Linked DNA regions of Homo sapiens: all the other regions are linked to region 3. Evidence: chromatin loops called from intact Hi-C (ENCODE). Cell type or tissue: heart left ventricle. All regions are shown on one strand. Links, peaks and the distances in the headings refer to the core of each region. The heading gives the core; the rest is flanking DNA.

Region 1 (7,412 bases), core at 1,360-6,359, 290 kb before region 3:
CTGCAGATGGTGCTCTGGCTAAGCGAGCCCACGCCGGGGATCTTGAGGTTGGCCAGCGCGGAGCCCACATCTGCCTGGGTCACCCCCAGCTTGATGCGTCGCTGCTTGAAGCGCTCGGCGAATGCCTCCAGGTCCCGCGGGTCGGCGTCCACGTCGCTCATGCAGCCCATGTGCGACGGCAGCCCGTGCGCGTGGGCCATGCTGAGCGCTGCTTGGTGCATGGGGTTCATGGTGGCCATGTGCGGCGCGTGAGCCGGCGTGGACACCACAGCGCCGTCGGGGCCCGCCATAGCGCCCAGGGCCAGCCCGGGACTCAGGTGCTCCAGCAGCTCGCCCTCCAGCGCCTGGTGCGGTTGGTGGTGGTGGTGGTGGTGATGGTGGTGGTGGTGGTGCGTGCCCGCCAACGCGGAAGGGTGCGAGATGGGCACCGATGAAGAAGAGGCGGCCGACGTGCACGGGATGGTATTCATAGTGTGGTAGGTGGCGTCCGGTTTGAAGGGGCTGTGGTGGGGTGGATGGTGGTGGTGGCTCTTGCTCTGGGAGACGATGTCCACGGCTGCCAGAGCCTCGGCGCGGGCCAGCAGACTCTCATCCAGCCCGCCGAATATATTGCTCTGCAATTGTAAGTAGAAGGCACACATTACGCTCAGCAGGGAATTGTACGCCCTCTCTCCGGAAGCCCCGGCCCAGGGCTCGACACCGTCGCCGCGCCTACAACATTCCCAGATCGTTAAAATAATAATAATAATAATCCTGAAAACAGAGGTGAAGAGAAAAAGAGGGAAGCCACAGAAAGAAGCCGAGAGTGCAGGAGGAGGAGGAAAGTGAGCCTGTAGACACAACGAAACACAACACAACACGCGCACAGGCAACATCCCAGGTCATAAAAATTAATATGAAAGGCAAGACCTGCTGAATACTTAAGAGAGAGAGAGGGGAAAATTGGTTGGAGGTGTGGGGTGATTTGCTGTGCAGACATGAAAAAAACATCAAGCAGATAAAGGGGGCTGTCAAAATGTGCCTTTAAGCGGTGATTATGCAGAAATACGCACCGGTGGGGTTGGAAGACAGGCTCTCCGCATAGCCTCCGAGCCCCCGCCGCCGCTGCTGCCACTGCTGCTGGAGCTGCTGCTTCGGCCTCCGCCGCCGCCGCCGCCGCCGCCGCCGCCGCCGCCACCACCAGCGTTGCTCGAGCTGCTGGGGGAGCTGGCCGAGGGCGCGATGGGAGCCGAGGAGCCCGGCGAGGTGCTGTGCAGTGCCGAGTACTTGGGCTCCACGTGCAGGCTGCCGCCGTGCGGCATGCTAAACGCCTGCTTGCTGTTCAGGGACATCATCATCATCTTCCCGCCCGCCGGGGCGCTGGTCCGTAGAGGCACTCACTGGTCCCGGCTGCCGGGACCCTCCGAGAAGTGCCGGGCCAGCCGGGGCTGGAGCTGGGAAGGGCTGTGCGAAGTTGAGCTCACCCGCCGCCGCCTCCGGACTCTGTACGCCTGATCTCGGCTACGCGCTCCTTCGCCGCCTCTGCTGTCAGTCTGAACGGATGCCTGACTCCGCTTGCCGCTAGCTGCAGACCTCGGCACCCGAAACTGCCCCCGCTCCTCGCGGCCGGCGAGTTATACTCCCCTCTCCCCGCGCCTACCCCCGCGCCCCCCGCCCTCCCTCTCTCCCTCTCTCCCGCGCGCCTCCGCCCTCCCTTGCCAGGAAACGCCGGCTCCTGTTCGGTTTCTCGCGTTGCCCCTTCTTCCTCTCTACTCCCCTCAGGCTTGAGTCCTTTCTGCTCTCTCAGCACTCGCCTCGCGCTCCCCCACCGCGCCCTCCGCCGCCTCTTTTCTGCCCCCGCCCGTGCTCTGTTGCCGCCGCCCCTTCGCAGCGTCCCGCGGCTGCTACTCACAATCGCGCCCCCACTCAACCCCACCCAAATGGCCAGGTCCGCGCTCCAGTCGCCGGGCAGTGCCTACCTAAGGACCAGCCTCCAGCCCCTCCCGCTTCTTCTGCCGGGTCTCTGTCTCACCGGAAAAAGAAACTCCCAAATAAAGTTGCGGCCCAAGCCAGCGTTGGGTAGGTAAGAGTGCCTCTTACCTGGCTGCCACCTCCTACGCCTCCTGCTTACCACTAAGTTCCAGGCTTCCAACCCCACTCGGCCCGCCCCCACCCCGTCAGCTCAGGTGACCCTGATCCCAGGTTCCCGGCCACCGCTGAGAACACAGACGTTGCGGCCAACCCGGGTTCTGCGCGCGGCTCTGAACTCCCAGCCCAATACGAGCGGAGGTCGGCGTTCGGCTACGAGCCCCCCACGGCCCGGCGGGTGCCTGGTGCCAAAGAGACATGGGGTCGGAGGGGCTGCAGGGCTTTCTCTCACTCGATTTCTCGCAGCTCTCAGCGGATTGGACAGCCGCGGAGCAGGCTCGGGTCGTCTGTGCGCATGCGACTCCTCCCCCTCCCCGCTGTCCCCACCCCTCCCACAACACACACACACATACACACAGGCACACACACACGCTCCTCTTGCCCCCCTTTTCTCTTCCTCCTCCTCCCTGTATCCAGTACAGTTCGAGTTGAGTCTTGGAAGGATCCACTGGCAAACCCTGCCCCTGGATTTATTATTCTTCATTAGCCACAATCAAAGGAAGAAGGGGCAACTGACAGGGAGAGGGAAGGTCAGAAATTACACAGCGCATATGCTGCTGAATACACCCCACAACACAGACACACACACACACACCCTCGGGGGCTGGCACAAACCTCACTTATCTTCATTTCCACAGCCTCTCGGTGCGGAGCCTATTTTTAGCTGACACTTCACTCCCACTTCTGTCCCAGTCCCAGTGCAGACCACTTTTCCTAGAGATGGACACACACTCTTGGTTCCAGTTGCAAAAGGAGATAATCTCTTTCTATCTATCTCTCTCTCTCTGTCACACACACACACACACACACACACACACACACACACTACTTCCTCTCCTTCTGGATCCCATTTTCTCTATACTTCCCGCGGTGTTGGGGGCTGCTGTCACCTCCCTAGAGAGCGGAAGGAGCAGGGTGCAGGCGAGGGTGAGAAGGCCCCGGGACCCCGACGCAGGAACCCGCGGGTGGCCCAATCCGGACGGGGGTTGACCGGGAGCAGGTGCAGGCACTGGGCGCCTGGGGAAGGCGAGCAGGTGCGAGAGCAGGCGGCAGGCCTGAGAGGCGCTGGCGCGCGCTGGGACAAAAACAGAGTGGGAAGGAGAGTGGAAAAGGGGAACCCTCGGGTGGTCAGCTCCCGGAAGCGGCGGTGGAGAGTAGGGGACCGCCTGTCCACCCCTGACCTCAGCCGGGCGGAATAGCGGTTTCAAGATGGGACCGCTGTCCTCAGGAGCCGCCAGAGTGCTGGGGAAGGCGGCAGCAACGAGCGCGCGACGGGCTCTGTCCATGGTCCTTAACCCCCTTCTGCTTTCCCTGGATCCTCTCGGGCTTCCCTTTCTCTTCCCCTGTGTGGAGGAAAATAATAAATAGTAGCCGAAGGGAACTCCTAGCAGCAGTGTTGCCGGGTGTGAGCTCAGCGAAACCTGGACATGGGGTAGGGAAAGGGGAGTGTTCACGTGAATGAATGTGGCTTGTGCCGGACGGTTCAAGTAAGTGCTTAGGTGTTTAATTTCTACCTCAACAACAGCCAGAGTAATTTTCAAGGAAACAAAAAAAAAATGACATTGTACAGCTCTGTCTCAAGCTTCAAGAAATGAAATAAATCAAAGTTAAAAGCTTGAGTATCATTTAATTATAGTGCGAATAGCGCTTTGAAAGAAGTAGAACAACATCTCTAAACAAATTATGACTGGGCCAGGAAGGAATTATTAGATTGAAATTTCATTTAGGCTCGGGAGACACCGCGCTTCACTGTGTAATCTGCTATGCCTCATCTGATTTGTATGCTTAATTCAGCTTGACGAATTTATTAGTTTTCATAATAGTGAAAAAATTGAGCAGTACTATGAGCTAATGCATTGTGTGTACTATAAATTGTATGTCATCGTGGAAAGGCTGAAGTCTATAGAAATCTTTTATTAATGTCGGTATAGGAGGGAGGATTTCCTGCAAGCCGTGAAGAGGTTCATGCCAAACTCTATCGGCACTATGTCTCACTGGTCCATTAACATATCGTCATACTAATTAGACTACTTCATCAGTGATATAATTTCAAACTTCAAATTATGTTCTAATTAACAAGGGTTGTCCAATTTGCTTAATCTTCAAAAGGCTTTGGATGGTCTAATTAGTATTAACTGTTGAGCATCTTTAAAGCCTAATAAAAAAATCCATAAAAATATTTTGGGTGTATTTTCTATCCGTACTGGGTAAAGGCCAAAGGGCCAAAGTGAGAGTGAAGATGGAAAATAACCGGAAGACAAATGTCCTCTTCTTTCTAATTCCCCCAGATTATTATAGCAAGTTAATCACATGAGAAACTTTTGGGTATTGCCACTCCTAAATAGTGTGTTTATGTGTTTAAATAAAGGCACAAGAATATCAAGGAGAAAAGCCACATGGGGAAAAAATTCTTCTCTTTCATTAGGTGCCTAATTAGATGTAAAGTAAAAAGTAACCCTGAGGAGTTTCCCGAGCATTATTGTGGCAACAGTCTGCTGAACTTGAATTGAAAATCAAATATTTGGGGTGTTTTGAACCTCCCTCTGTCCCCTCCCCCTTCATTGAGCTTAATTACTTGCAATAGTTGTTTTAATGTATGTTGTCACCTGGGAGTATTGAGAAATGCATATCGTTAATATGAATTAATCTTGATTTTAATAGTAACTGACAACTGATCTCCAAAATGCTAAACACTTGTCACCACTTCATATGGTAAATACGGTACTATAATAAATTCATGAAATAGAGAGGGACACTGTTGAAATGACTGGACAAACTTTGTTTGATATGGAATTTATTGACCAAAACTATTTTAAGCAAGAAAACTCCCATGAGAATATTTTCCTGATAACTGAAATTCATATATCATCAAAAAAAATTTAACATAACTTTTTTATCTCTCTGATATTTCTCAGTGATATCCCTAATTCCAGACAAGAAAAAAAGGAAGGCTGTGTTTTCAAATTATCAATTTGAAGTAAATTAATGTGGTTGTAGAGCAATTCAAGAGTTTATTTACCTGTATTTCCTTCCTCCTAGAAAACACATACATTTTTAAAAAGTCAAGTCATAGAGTTAGGCTTCTCCATTCCCCACTCAAAGTGAAAAATGAATAGTGATTGTGTTGCATTAGAGGGAAAAAGCAATTGTTCCTTCATCAACCAGGACTTGAAATCTTGCAGTCTCTCCTTTCAGGAGTGTCCAGAATACCAACATCGTTGCGGTGATATCAACAAAACCCATTTCGGTTTTGCCCACAGGCATTGCTGCAAAGTGCTCCAGCGAGTGTGGAAGCCTCTCTCCAAGGAAGAAAACCTCCAGCCCCGCAGTTATCAGGAGCCATCTAAACAATTAGAAAGTTGGCAATAAACCCAAGGGGTGGAGGCAAATGACCCAAAATTTGAAACCTGCTTCCTACGACCTCAACATACCTATGCCCAAGCCGCTATTCACACTTGTGCATCTACACACCTACAGACCTACCTAGCAAAAAGAAAATAAACATTTTATTTTTTAAGCAGCAAGATGGAAAATGGATCAACTCTGTGACTTCAGGAGGCGCTCCTTTCTTCTCGCCAAGCCTCTTTGTTTGACAATAGCTTCTGTCCAGTCCTCTGGCAGATGCAGACAGATGTGAGCAGCCCCCCTCACTATCCCCCACCCCTGGGTGAGGAGGAGTAGCTGGAGATTCCCCTCAGGCTTCTGGGCAAAGGGTCCCCGCAGTAGGCGTCCCCCACCCGAAAATCAGCCCGCCCCTGAAGCAATCCCAAGGGGAGAAATCTCTGTCTCCTCCTTGTATCTGGGTCCTAATTTACTATTAAAATTTTAAGTAGTGCATTCATATTTTACCGGACCTAATGTCTTTTATTAAATTTTAATCTATTAAGGGCAGGGTGATTTCTTTGTATTTCAAACAGAATTGAATTGGACTACAAGGAGGATTTCTGAAAAGACAGATCTGGCCCTATTCGCTCACCATTTCGATCTCAGGGAGAGAGTGATTGGTGGAAGAAAGAGGGAAAGGAGGGATTCCCCCATCTGTTTTTGTACGGATTTCAAAATCAGCCAATCTGCTTCAGATTCTGAATAGAAGATGAACACCCTGAGCTCTCTCTGGACTCGTGGCTTGAGACAGAAGAGTTTGGGTGGCGGGGTGGCATAGATTAAACTCTTCCGTGGCCTCTACTGTTACAGGGAGGAAAAAGAAGACACAAGAGGGATTATTCCTGAAACAAACTTCTGGAAGCTCCCAGGGATGTAGTTGCAGAGCAAAGTTCAGGTGAAGGAGGGCGCTTGGGGGCTTGAGTATTGAGATAGGGGTTTATGTTTGAGGAATGATGGGTGGGTTTTGTTCAAACATCTTTTCTCTTCTGAGTATGTCAACTACTATCCTGTCACTGGCTCCCCTTGAGCCCCAAGCTCCCCTCTCCTGCTTTAAATGAGTCGCTCTCTCGCCCAGAGATTCCAGGCACCCCATATGCCCGAGGGTAACCGCCTCCTTTCAGTGCCTTTCCGGCTCTCACTCCTAACCTTCCAATGCAAGTAGTCAGCGAGTGTCACCAGAAATCTCTGCATCCAGTAGTTCCCAGGCCCTTCTAGAAAGAAATACAGACTCACAACCTCTTTCGCTCCCATCAAAACCAAGTAGAATTCACGGAGGAAGAGGGGACAAAAGCAAAGGCTATCAGCACTCCAGAAAGCATACTCTGGAGGTTGGGAGAGACTTGGCCAAGACTAGTGGCCTGTAGTCGCAGAGCAAGCCACGTGGGGCTCTCTCTAGGTAATTCTGACCAGAGGAAAGCAGCCCGGCAGAGGACAAGACAATGAAGGGAGACAAGGCAGAAGAGAAAGCAACGGTTCCCCTTTTCCCGGTGGAGGAAAGAAAGCAGAGCTCAGTTTCAAGGAAAGTAGACTGGGAGGAGGGGGACGCAGGACGCAGCCAGCCCAGGTTGGCTGGATGCCTTAGAGGCTCCTAGACGCCCTCTCAATTCCGTCTGGTGGGTTTGCTAAGGCTGATTGTGACCAGGAACTCACATTCAGGGACAGCTGATTGGACCCACTGGCATCGACTAACCTTTGAAGCAAACACAACAGGCTCCAGGAAACTAAAATCTGCCCTGGGGAAGGACTCAACTCCTCAGCACCTAATTCTGCACTCTTCCAGAGCGCAGGGGCTCAAATTCACACATCTGTGCAGACATACACACACATGCACACACACACGCGCGCGCGCGCTGACACACGCAGGCACACAGACACACACGTGCTGACACTAACGCACACCC
Region 2 (7,412 bases), core at 1,102-6,101, 760 kb before region 3:
TATGTGACTCAACAAAAAGTAGAACCTTGGTGACTTTTTCAAATAGGAAAAAACCCTTGGTAATATATCAAACAAGGCATAGTGATATTCCCTCACATATGTGGTAGGTGCATTACTGGGAATTTTATATTGGTTTATACAAACTAAATGTATCGTTTATATTTAAACCATACAGAAGCACCATTAGAGTTAAGGTTCTAAGCTAAAAAAGTTATAATCAGATTTTTTGGCCTACACAAACTTGGGATGGAATGATTTTTCATTGTGGGACTGTCTCCTTCATTACACCATGTTGATAATTCTGGACCCCCATCTACTAAATACCAATAGCCCCTACCCTCTAAATCTTAACCAAAAGTAACCCCACAGCTTTCCAAAAATACCTCCTAGTGGGATATGCTACTCTCTTTAGGAATCAATGGCCCAGAGAGGCATTGAATCTCAAAGCTGATTTTCTTAACTTCTTAAACAAGCCAAAGGTTTTGAAATCCAGGCTGTGGGGAGTGAGACTGAGGAATTCCTTTTTTTTTTTTTTTAACTTTTATTTTAAGTCCAGGGGTACATATTCAGGTTTGTTATGTAGGTAAACTCATGTCGTGGGGGTTTGTTGTACAGATTATTTCCCCATCCCAGTGTTAAGCCTAGTACCCATTACTTATCTTTCCTGGTCCTCTTCCTCCTCCGACCCTCCAACCTCTGGTAGGCCCGAGTGTCTGTTGTTTCCCTCTTTGTGTCCATGTGTTCTTGTCATTTAGCTCCCACTTATAAGTGAGAACATGCGGTATTTCATTTTCGGCTCCTGCATTAGTTTTCTAAGGAAAATGGCCTCTAGCTCCATCCACGTCCCTGCAAAGGACTTGATCTCATTCTTTTTTATGGCTCCGTAGTAGTTCATGGTGTATATGTACCACATTTCCTTTATCTAATCTTTTATTGGTGGGCATTTAGGTTGATTCCATGTCTTTGCTATTGTAAATAGTGCTACAGTGAACATTCATGTGCATGTGTCTTTATGGTAGAATGATCTATATTCCTTCAGATATATACCCAGTAATGGGATTGCTGGGTCAAATGTTAGTTCAGTTTTTAGCCCTTTGAGGAATCGCCACACTGCTTTCCACAGTGGTTGAACTAATTTATCCTCCCACCAACAGTGTATAAGCATTCCTTTTTTTCCACAACCTCGCCAGCATCTGTTACTTTTTTGACTTTTTAATAATAGCCATTCTGACTGGTGTGAGATGGCATCTCATTGTTTTGATTTGCATTTCTCTAGTGATCAGTGATGTCGAACATTTTTTCATATGCTTGTTGGCCACATGTATGTCTTCTTTTGAAAAGTATCTGTTTATGTTCTTGGCCCACTTTTGAATGCAGTTGTTTGTTTTTTCTCTTGTAAGTGTATTTAAGTTCATTATAGATGCTGGATATTAGACCTTTGTCAGATGCATAGTTTGCAAATATTTTCTCCCGTTCTGTAGCTTGTCTGTTTACACTGTTGATAGTTTCTTTTGCTGTGCAGAAGCTCTTTAGTTTAATTACATCCAATTTGTCAATTTTTGCTTTTGTTGCAAAAGCTTTTGTTGTCTTTGTCATGAAATCTTTGTCCAGGATGGCACTGCCTAGGTTGTCTTTCAGGATTTTTGTTTTTTGGGGGTTTTACATATAAGGTTTAATCCATCTTGAGTTAATTTTTGTATATGGCATAAGGAAGGGCCCTAGTTTCAATCTTTTGCATATGGCTAGCCAGTTACCCCAGCACCATTTATTGAATAGGGCATTTTTTCTATTTTTGTTTTGGTTGTTTTTCTATTGCTTGTTTTTGTCAACCTTCTCAAAGATCAGATGGTTGTAGATGTGTGGCCTTATTTCTAGACTCTCTATTCTGTTACATTGGTCTAGGTACCTCTTTTTGTTCTAGTACCGTGTTGTTTTGGTTATTGTAGCCCTGTAGTATAGTTTGAAGTTGGACAGTGTGACATCTCCAGCTTTGTTCTTTTTGCTTAGGATTTCCTTGGCTATTTGGGCTCTTTTTTAGTTCCATATGAATTTTAAAGTAGTTTTTTCTAGTTCTGTGAAGAATGGTATTGGTAGTTTGACAGGAATAGCATTGCATCTATAAGTTGTTTTGGATAGTATGGCCATTTTAATGATATTGATTCTTCCTATCCATGAGCATGAAATGTTTTTCCATTTGTTTGTGTCATCTCTGATTTCTTTGAGCAGTGGTTTGTGATTCTCATTGTAGAGATCTTTCACCTGGTTGGCTGTATTCCTATGTATTTTATTATGTTTGTGGCAATTGTGAATGGAATTGCATTCCGGATTTGGCTCTCAGCTTAGCTATTGTTGGTGTATAGGGATGTTAGTGACTTTTGTATTTTGATTTTGTATCCTGAGACTTTGCTGAAGTTGTTTATCAGCTGAAGGAGCCTTTGGGCCAGGGCTATGGGGTTTTCTAGATATAGAATCATGTCATCTGTAAACAACAATAGTTTGACTTCCTCTCTTCCTATTTGGATGTCCTTTATTTCTTTCTCTCGCCTTACTGCTCTGGCCAGGACTTCCAATACTATGTTGAATAGGAGTGGTGAGAGAGAGCATTCTTGTCTTGTGCTGATTTTCAAGGGGAATGCTTCTAGCTTGCTCATTCAGTATGATGTTGGCTGTAGGTTTGTCATAGATGGTTTTTATTATTTTGAGGTATGTTACTTCAATACCTAGTTTGTTGAGAGTTTTTATCATAAAGGGTGTTGAATTTTATCAAAAGCCTTTTCTGCATCTATTAAGATAATTATGTGGTTTTTGTCTTTAGTTCTGTTTATGTGATGAATCACATTTATTGATTTGCATAATCCCTGCATCTCAGGGATAAAGCCTACTTGATCATGGTGGATTAGTTTTTCTATGTGATTCTAGATTCAGTGTGCCAGTATTTTGTTGAGGATTTTTGCATTGATGTTCATCAAGGATATTGGCCTGAAGCTTTCTTTATTTGTTGTGTCTCTGCCAGGTGAGGTATTTCTAATAACCAAGATTCTTTGAAATTTCAAGAGGAAAGACTGGCAGTTTGTGGAGTTTACCTAAGGGAATCCTTGCCTAACTCTCCCCCTACCAGGAGAATGTTAGAAGGAGAGAAAAATGAGAGAGGCTGGGTGAGACATACATGTCCCCATTTTTCCTCTTTCTGGTCAGGAGCCAAGGGAGGAGAGGTGTTGGGTCGAAGGATGAGAAAAATTTGCCCAGTTTGGAACCCTGTAAGGAGCTTCTGTATAGAGTGACCACCTCAACATGGGATGGTGGAGGGGGCAGGATGGTCGCAGCTGAGCACTGAGTAGCAGAACAGGATTGAGCAGAAGAAGGGCCAGGTTTAGCTTTCCCAGGTATTTTTGACACCTCTGGGATGTGAATGGAACTCAAACAAGCCCACAGGCCTCCAAGGAGAGCCAGTAAATGGGCCAGGGATCTGTAAAAGGAGAAGGGTAAGGGATGCCCTCACAGCTGAGTGCACAGCCTAGGCCAAGGGCAGAGGGAAGAGGAGGGGCAGACTCTGACAGGCTGCAGCACTTCCTCATGGCAAACCCAAGCCTGGAACATGAGGAGGCTCCACAGAATCCCACACATGAAGCCAGGAAACGCAGCAGCCTTTCAGTAACAGATGTCAGCAGGAAGCCCAGAGATGGACTCGTCACAATTTAGTGTTTAAATCCAGCCTGAACAAGTCACTGTGCCTAAGGGGCCAATGAGGGTCCAGAGGATACCTCTTGTCTCCTCTGTCACCATCTGATCATATAAGCCACACTCTTTGCTGATAAAGCCAGAGATGATCTAGAGTGACATTTAAGAGACTGAACTTGACCTCATTCATGACCTCAGAGATGGAGCATTTACCAAAGGGATATTTTAAATTATTGAGTCAGACTATATTAAGTTTTTTTCCCTTTCATTATCCATCAGGTAGAGGCTTATGAGAAAGATAGACTCAATTATAAGGAGGAAGTGGAAATCTGTACTTTCTTTACACATATTTATAGTGTGAATAAATTTGTGATTTTCTATGCTATTATTAACCAAGGGTTTACACCCAGGATCTAGACATGACACGCTGGTAGTGCTTTTTGATGAGAGATGGTTTTGACATTACATATTATAGTGGCTTCATTCACAATGTCAAGCCTAACTCACACTTGTGTTTGGCATTTATCTCATTAACAAACAAAATTAGCCCAGTAATTTTCACTGGCAAATTAAGAGACCATGGGACTTTTGTAGGAAAACAGGGTGTCAATTTTAAAATATTACTTTTAGGTAAGTTGCACTTGAATCTCATAAAATTTACCTTTCGCCCTGATTTGATATGATCAAATAATATTTGGTTATTTGATAGTATTAATACATGGCAATTTTTAAAACATCGCTCCTAACCAGTTTTAGAATTTCCTCTCACTCATCTTTTAAGGAAAATAGTTCTGTGATTTGTTCATGGCCAATGTTAAAGGGTCAGGTAGCACTATAGATTAAGGGAGGCAGAAAATTTACAGAGAAAAAACTATTTCCATTGTTATGAATTTAATGTTGGAAAAAACAATTTCCATAGTTATGAATTCAATGTAGCTCCGCGCCCCCCACCCACCAAATCAAATGCCTATGGCTCACACGGTTTTCACGTGTGTTCTACATTTCTCGTTGAGTCACAGACGGGAGCAGTGAACCCTGAGGAAACTCAGTACACATTCTAAGGACAGTCACGCCAGAAGCTTGCCTCCCCAGGCTTCATGCAGCCCCAGTGAGTCAGGCAGAACTTTCCCAGCAAAGCAGCCTGTGTGTCACAGTGGACCAAGGCGAGCTCCTGCTGTTATAAATAGATTCTTAGTGGGACTGGGAAGGGCATGGAGACACCAGAAAATATAGCAGTTCTGGGTGGGGTGGCAGACTGAGGACAGAAAGTGGTAACAGACTATGATGCAAGTTAAATTGATGCCAGAACCTAGGCTTCTGCTATTAACAGTGTTTCCTTTCTCAGAAGGGACTAACTGGGCAGTTCTTTGGCTCCAACTGACTTCTACCCCCCTTGCTAAATCATTTGATTTCTGCTGGCTCGCACCCTCTTTGCTTCTTCCTGGCAAGCTCTTGGGCTGATTTCCAATCGCTTCCCCTTGTGGGTACCCTTTTCCAGGGTTACTTGAGGTCGTGCAGTTGTTTTGTTTCTTCACAGACTTTTAGGCAAAGTTATTCCACATGGCTCTTTAAAGGCCACCCAAACTACAAATTTCTTAAAAATATATGTGCATATACATGGGGAAAAATCATAAATTTGAGTAAAAATGTTCATTATAAAACAAAGCTAAAAAAAAAAAGCCAGTGGCCCCCACACCAAATCTGAATAGACTACATGGTCCAAATTTTGTATTATAACCTTATAGGAATAGATTATGTTTACATTACTATACAAATGCATAGACAAAACTACAATAGCAATATAAAACCTGGAAGGAAATATAAGAAAATATTTATAGGAATCTACCTCATGTAGTACAATTATAAATTATTTTTATGGTTTTCATTATAATTTTCTTCACTTTCAAATTTCTATAATGGTATATATAAGTTTTATAGTAAAAACTATTTAAAAACCACCAGTTGTTTTTTTTTGTTTCCATTTTTACATCAGCTAGTACATACAGTTTTCTAAAACAGCAATAGCTGTGTGCAGCTGGTGGTATATGGTGGGTGGGGTGGGTGTAATATAGGAAGAGGAATGTAGAAAAGAACAGTATGTTCAGAAGAAATGAATTGAGGCTCTTGCTTTAGACATAAAGTATTTTACACAAATTGCCCAAGACTTCTCATTTACAGTCGGTCACAAGCTATAGTGAATATTGGCTGGGTTTTGGCAATGCTGAATGCAATTTTGCCTTTCTTTTCTTTCCTTTTCTTTCTTTTCTTTTCTTTCTTTCTTTTTCTTTTCTTTTTTTTTCTTTTTTTCTTTTTCTTTTTTTTTTTTTGAGATAGAGTGTCGCTCTGTCACCCAGGCTGGAGTGCAATGGCACGATCTCGGCTCACCACAACTTCTGCCTCCCGGGTTCAAGTGATTCTCCTGCCTGAGCCTCCTAAGTAGCTAGGATTACAGGTGTCCACCACCACACCTGGCTAATTTTTTTATTTTTAGTAGAGATGGGGTTTCGTCATGTTGGCCAGGCTGGTCTCAAACTCCTGACCTCAAGTGATCTGCCCTCCTCGGCCTCCCAAAGTGCTGGGATTACAGCCGTGAGCCACTGAGCCTGGCCAATTTTGCCTTTCTAACAACAATTTTCTTTTCAGAAATTAGTTCTCACCCAGTCTAGTTTAACTGTTATCAGGAGCCCCATACTTACTTAGACTGGGGACAGATACACAACCCAAGTCTAGTTATTGAAATGTTCTTTTTGCTGTGAATTTGAACTATGAATAGAGAGACAAAAGAACTGAAAAACTGATTGTAACTCCATTAGGTCCTGGCAGCACCTTGTCATTCCCGCTACCTTGTCCAGGGCCTGCCTTGCTATGTGCCTGTTCCCAAGTCTAACTAAATTCCCTGCTGCTTAAGTTAATCAGAATCAGTTTCTTTTGCTCATGCCTGTGTCATACAGTTATTTTTACAGCTTGACTGGGGCATCTCCATGCTGACCTCCATGAATGCCTGGATGCTTTGCTTTGACACTTGGCCAATTTAAGGTCAGTGGGCTAACTAACCAACTAATCAGTGATTTGCAATGCACTGTTTACAGTCCAGAAGTCCCCTGGCGAAACCCAGGGCCAGAATGTTTGTTGATAGCTTTCACCTGGTGTGACCAGTTGCCTGTCTTGGCTAACAAAGGGGTGAGGGGTTTGGGGAGACTGCTGTCTAGAGGTTTTGAGAAGCCAAGTTCATATCACAAGTCTTGGTTATTTAATCTGGAGAGCAAGCACCTCCTCACACAAATCAGAAGAAACACAGTGCCTGGAGATGTCTCAGATTCCCAGTGCTTGAGTGCCATCTCTTTCTCTTGGTATACCTGAGCTTTTACCTTTATTTGAAGTCTTAGGTGAGTGTGCTTTGTGAAATTTCCTGAGCCCTTTCAGATAACTTAATCTGAGTAATCTTTTTGGGACCCTAACTGACACAGAAGTAAATAGCAGATACAGAGTGACAGAAAACCCTCAGTGATGAAAAGGTCTAAGACAGCGAGTAGGTAGAGGCACGATTTAAGGTGGAGAGAGGGGCTTGGCTAGCTAGGCAGTCTTTTTAAAAACAGTTTTTTTAAATGTTTATTTCTTCAGAGACAGGATCTTGCTCTGCTCTGTTGCCCAGGTTGGAGTGCAGTGGTGCCATCATAGCCCACTGCAGCCTCAAACTCTTGGGTTCAAGGAAGCCTCCCACCTCAGCCTCCCAA
Region 3 (5,000 bases), core at 1-5,000:
TTCTCCAACTTTTCGAACTCCTTTACAGTCTTAAAATTTGCTGACGACCAGAGAGAACAGTTGTTTATATGGGTGATATTTATCTATTGATCACATTTGAAATTAAAGCTGGAAAATTATTAATTCATTTAAAAATAATAACTTCATCATATGTAAATTTGCACATTTTTATGAAATATCACTATATTTTCCCAAACAAAAACTAGTGGGAAGAGTACTATTGTTTTGCATTTTGCAAATCTCTTTAATGCCTGGCTTAACATAAAACTGTTGGTGTATCAAATCTCTTTTGATATCACATGTCATGTAGCCTCTGGAAAACTCCACTATATAACTGCAAGAGAATGAGAGTAAAAAGGCAAATAATGTGTTAGTAATATAATGAAAGTAGTTTTTGTCTCACCGAGCCCTCCAAAAGGTCTTAGGAACCCGTAGGTCCCCAGGCCACACCGTGAAAACTACTACTTCAAAAGAAAACATGCAATTTTAAAATAGATGCTTATTAAGCCAAAAAGACTATCATCCAAGATGGCATTTCAGGTAGTCTACAAGTGAAATGAAAAGAATTCAGGCAGCGTGGCTCTAACCTAGTTCTGCTTTTCACCGCTTCTTCCGTGTATCTGTTTGAACCAATTAAACCCTCTAAAAATTCCAAATGATTTGTAGTGTTGGTAGAGATTCCTGTGAGTGTTTAGACAACATTGAAAATTCTTGAAACGTGATATTTTTGCATTGGTTACTGGTGTAAGGCATAGTCTCCATTCAAAGTAAACTGTGATTTCTGCATAGCTTCCCGTGAGCATCCGGTCACTTCATTTTCTGTAACAAAGACCCACTTAGATACTGCAACTTAACTGTGTTTATCTTTCAAGAACTGATTTGTGAGGTGAAGCTAAAGTAATGGGAGATTGTTAATCTCTGTGGTCTCTTCCGGGTCAGAAATGACATGATTTTATCTTATTTTCTTATGTAGCACACAAACGCTTTCTGAGGGCAGCTAAAAACATTTGGAATGATGCATCATTTAAAAATGAGTTTTGCTTCTCTGATTGACAGACTCGAAGAACAACATTCCTTTAGATGAGTTTTGTTGAATTTGTTTAAAAAATTCCTTTAGATGAGTTTTGTTGAATTTGTTAAAAATTCATTTTCATTCTTACCTTGTACCTGTAATATTAAGTTCCACCATCACTACTAGTGGGAATAAATTCTATCCTTTTTTTATTGATGTTAAACATATATTTCTATCAATTCAATATTAAGTACTTTATTATTGTACTTCACAATCATGAAAGTGCCTGCAGGGAAGAGGAAGACCATGCCCATAAAAAGACTACTAAATCTGTACTTCTCTTTAAATCAGTAGCTCATCATGGACGAGTAATGCTCTTGACCACTAGTTTATCTCCCACATCATTAATATTTTCTGTTCTTTAAGGAAGGACATACATAAGTGATTAAACATTGTAGAAGGACAATTGAGAAGCATTTACACTCCTTCATTTGAACTGAAATTTGTAGGTTATCTTTGAGATGTGTCACTCATAGATAAATGGTTAGGAACATGTTGGACTTAAGAGGTCACAGATGAGTGGCCCACAGGCCACATGCAGACCACAGATGTGCTTTCTATATTCTGGGTTTCCTAAGTTGCCCTCACTTCCTATTATTTTACTTGTGGCCCAATCTGCACATTCACCTTGCCAGTCTGGTGGCTGTCAGTATTTGAATTAGTAGCTCTATAGCAAGCAGTCATGTCTGGGGAAAATAGAAAAACAGAACCCAAGAAGATTACAGTACTGTGTTGTAAGAAATCACCTAATAGAAAATTGTTTGACAAGGATGTATAATTATTCATCTTTTAAATTCTTGGTCATATGAAAAAATAACTTTAAAGGTAAATGAAAATAATAGTTGATTGACAAGCATGCCTCAAAAATGACATTTATTATATAAAGATTTTTTAATAGCTTAACACAGGAGTTAGGGTATGAGATTATGAAACGGGGTTGTATCTTCCTCAAAGAGGTCATCCATCAAAACTTTGCTTTTTCATTATATTACTCTTCTTATTTATGTGCATTGTTTTATCTATAAAAAATATTTAATGTATATTTAAATATATAGAATCAACCACACAACTAATTTGTCAAATGCATACCTTTGCAGTGTTAGTTTATCTGGAAGGTCCCACAGCACCACCTAGTGCCCTGTATTTTATTTTGCATAATATTTTTATAAATTTAAGAATTCTTATCACATTTGAATATCAAATATGGCCCTGAAGCAAATATATGGTTTAAGTAGTATTATAAATAGAATGCTCTAAAGTAATTATTGCATGCTTTATTGAAAAATTTAAGTGAAACTCTAAAAAATGATGATTGTAAATTTTAATAATAGTACTATTATTAAAATTTACTGGTAAAAAAATTCACTAGTATTTCTAATTCACATATAAAGACATTCTTAAAAGATTGTTACGTTGTGTGTGATCTAATAGAACTATTGGTAAGGTTTTTGTCCAAAACAGATATTTATTTCTTCTTATTTTTTTCTTGTATTTGCTGTTCTCTAATAAATTAAAAGTAATTTTTTAGGCTTCCTCTTGGAGGTCATGATTTCTAAGTCTTTATACTTTTAACACTATCTACAACAGCTCTTATAAATTTCAGATAAAACTGTATAATCACTTTTTAAACTAGAATTGTGAGATATTTAGAGATAGATAAAATACTTCTACATTAAAAAATAAAATCAGTCAAATAAAAGAATGAGGTGTGCTTATATATTCTTTTATGGAAAGAGCTCCAGGAAATATAGAGAAGTGGGAAAAGATAAAGCTATGTACAGAATACTGTGTATAGTATGATTATCTTAAGAAAACTGTATAAATTTGAATAAGTTAAGAACGCTAGGCTAGATGGATGAGTAGGTGGGTAGAGGAATGGGTGGATACTGTTTTTTTTCTGTAAGGAATTACAAGAAATTGCTAATGTTTCTGAGTTGAGAGGGAGCTAGAAATTTTCAATTTTTCTTTGTACTTTTCTATACAACTAAAAATTTTCTAATGAGATTCATGTATAACTTTGTTTAAGGCCGACAAGGGTTATTTGTGTTTTAAGATTATGAACCATTTCATTGTTCCTTATAATATTTTCTGTATTAAAAACAAAGCCAAATTTTTAAATAAAAAACTAGTGTTATAAGGTTAGCATCCATCTCATAGATTTGTCTTTTTAGAAGGCTTTACCATACATTACTTTTTAATAGAACATGTAAGCCCCAAGAAGGCAGAGAACTTTTGTCACACTGTATCCTTGACTTCTGGAATTGTATCTGGCACATAATAAGTGCTCAGTAAATTAGCATTGAATGAATGAATGAGGACATATTATATTGTGTCCAACTACTATATAGAATACTATGTAATAATGAGATGTATTATGGTGAAATTTTATCCTATTTATGTATAAACATATGTGTGCATGGTTACATTCTTATGTCTGATGTTATTAAAACACTAACACTGATTCAAGTTAGTTCAAAATACAGAATATCAAAAACTCTAAATTATACTTTCAAATGTTTGTGTATGGCCATTTTTGGTTTTGGGGGGGTTTGGTTTTGCCTATTCTTAATAAAATATTTTATGCAACATATTAGCTATATTTGGAACTCAGTTATATTGAAATTCAATCCAAATGGTTACTAAAGAACAATACTGTGATCATTTCCCTCTTTTATTTAAATTCCTGATAATTCTATCTTAGTGACCTAATGGTTGCTACTTTTAAAGTTCCTGCAATTATACTTATATTAATCATAAAATGCTAATTACTCATTACATATATTCAATTCCTAACTACTAATTTAAAATTCCATGACATTTTATAAGCTACTGTTAGTGAAAATCCATTCATAAGCATAAGTTATATTGTTTTATTTTAAACATGCAGTGATTCATACTAATGTGCTGTGCATAGATTTTTTTTTAAACTGTCAAAGTGTGTAGAAGTTGCCCTCTACTGGGGAACTAGAAAAATTATGTTAACATAGATTTTCAATTTCCTTAAAGACTTAGGTAAATCCATTGATGTGATTTACCAGATGATTGCTTCTTGCTCTCTGGCACTTTTAAATTCTGAAGATATTGAAATGATTAGCAGAAGATATTTAAAAATAAATGTCTGATATGAATATATGTACATCCATTTCTAATATAAAGTCTTGGCTATTTCTTATTAAAAATTCCTTAGTAACAACACCCAATGGCTAAGGTCTAGAAGTAATTTTATTGGGATAAGTCTCTACTGAAACATTAAGGAAAATTAGCTGTATATACCTATGTAACTAAAAATGACTCAGTACTGTTTTTAATAATTCACCATAGAAATGTCCAGGTTAAAAGTCTAAAAGTCTAATCACTCTCTCTCTCTCTCTCTCTCTCTCTCCATATATATATATACACACACACACATATATATGTATATGTGTATATATATATTTTGTTTTTTGTTTTGTGCTAGAGCCTTTGCATTTTTGCTAGAGCCTGGGTCTTTGTTTTTTACTAGAGCCTGCATTTGCTAGAGCCTGGGTCATAAGGTGAAATTTGATTATGGCGAAGTGATTTGCTTGTTCTATTAGTTGTTGAACTTTTTATACCAAAAAAAGTCCATTGACCAGTTCTTATAAACTGATAAGACAGTCTTCTTCCTTTTGCTATTATTGCCTTTCCTTCTGCCCTTGAGAGTTCCATCAGGCTTTGGAGAGCACTGCCTTAGAGAGATTCAGAGTCTAGGATGCATCTCTAGGTTGTTAAGACCCCAATCACACATATATGTTTTTCTTCTCCTACCCCCTGATATTTAATAAAAATAAACATATTATTAAGGAGAAACCTGTTTAAAATTGGTGTCATTGGTGAGAGGTAGATAGGGAAAGAAGCAACTACTGATATTTAATAAAAATAAACATGTTATCACACACCGGGACCTGTC

The links. A loop is a pair of places that touch in the nucleus more often than their neighbours do. Peaks named below come from ENCODE experiments on the same cell type or tissue, not always from the same donor. Only the 100,000 strongest peaks of a DNase experiment are listed, where the experiment ranks them.
Region 1: it touches region 3 in a loop (4-fold over the local background); 13 of 110 quality-filtered maps call a loop at or near these places.
Region 2: it touches region 3 in a loop (4-fold over the local background); 65 of 110 quality-filtered maps call a loop at or near these places.

What each region holds. Positions count from the first base shown.
Region 1 is chr4:146,633,069-146,640,480 of GRCh38, reverse strand. POU4F2 (POU class 4 homeobox 2) reads right to left here and starts at 1,588. Exons shown (of 2, transcript NM_004575.3): 1 at 1,053-1,588; 2 at 1-614. The coding sequence starts at 1,340. RefSeq lists enhancers at 908-1,489, 1,490-2,070, 2,071-2,652, 2,653-3,234, 6,880-7,380. In heart left ventricle, for the core only: no CTCF peak of the experiment used is centred there; a DNase peak (open chromatin) is centred at 3,380; H3K4me3 peaks cover 219 bases; H3K27me3 peaks cover 3,813 bases.
Region 2 is chr4:147,101,163-147,108,574 of GRCh38, reverse strand. No RefSeq gene overlaps it. Among named protein-coding and RNA genes, the nearest start is that of TTC29, 160 kb to the right of the region's middle. In heart left ventricle, for the core only: no CTCF peak of the experiment used is centred there; no DNase peak of the experiment used is centred there; H3K27ac peaks cover 381 bases.
Region 3 is chr4:146,339,990-146,344,989 of GRCh38, reverse strand. All of the region lies in intron 5 of SLC10A7 (solute carrier family 10 member 7), which reads left to right. Among named protein-coding and RNA genes, the nearest start is that of MIR7849, 66 kb to the left of the region's middle. In heart left ventricle, for the core only: CTCF peaks have their summits at 2,195 (motif pointing left) and 4,032 (motif pointing left); no DNase peak of the experiment used is centred there.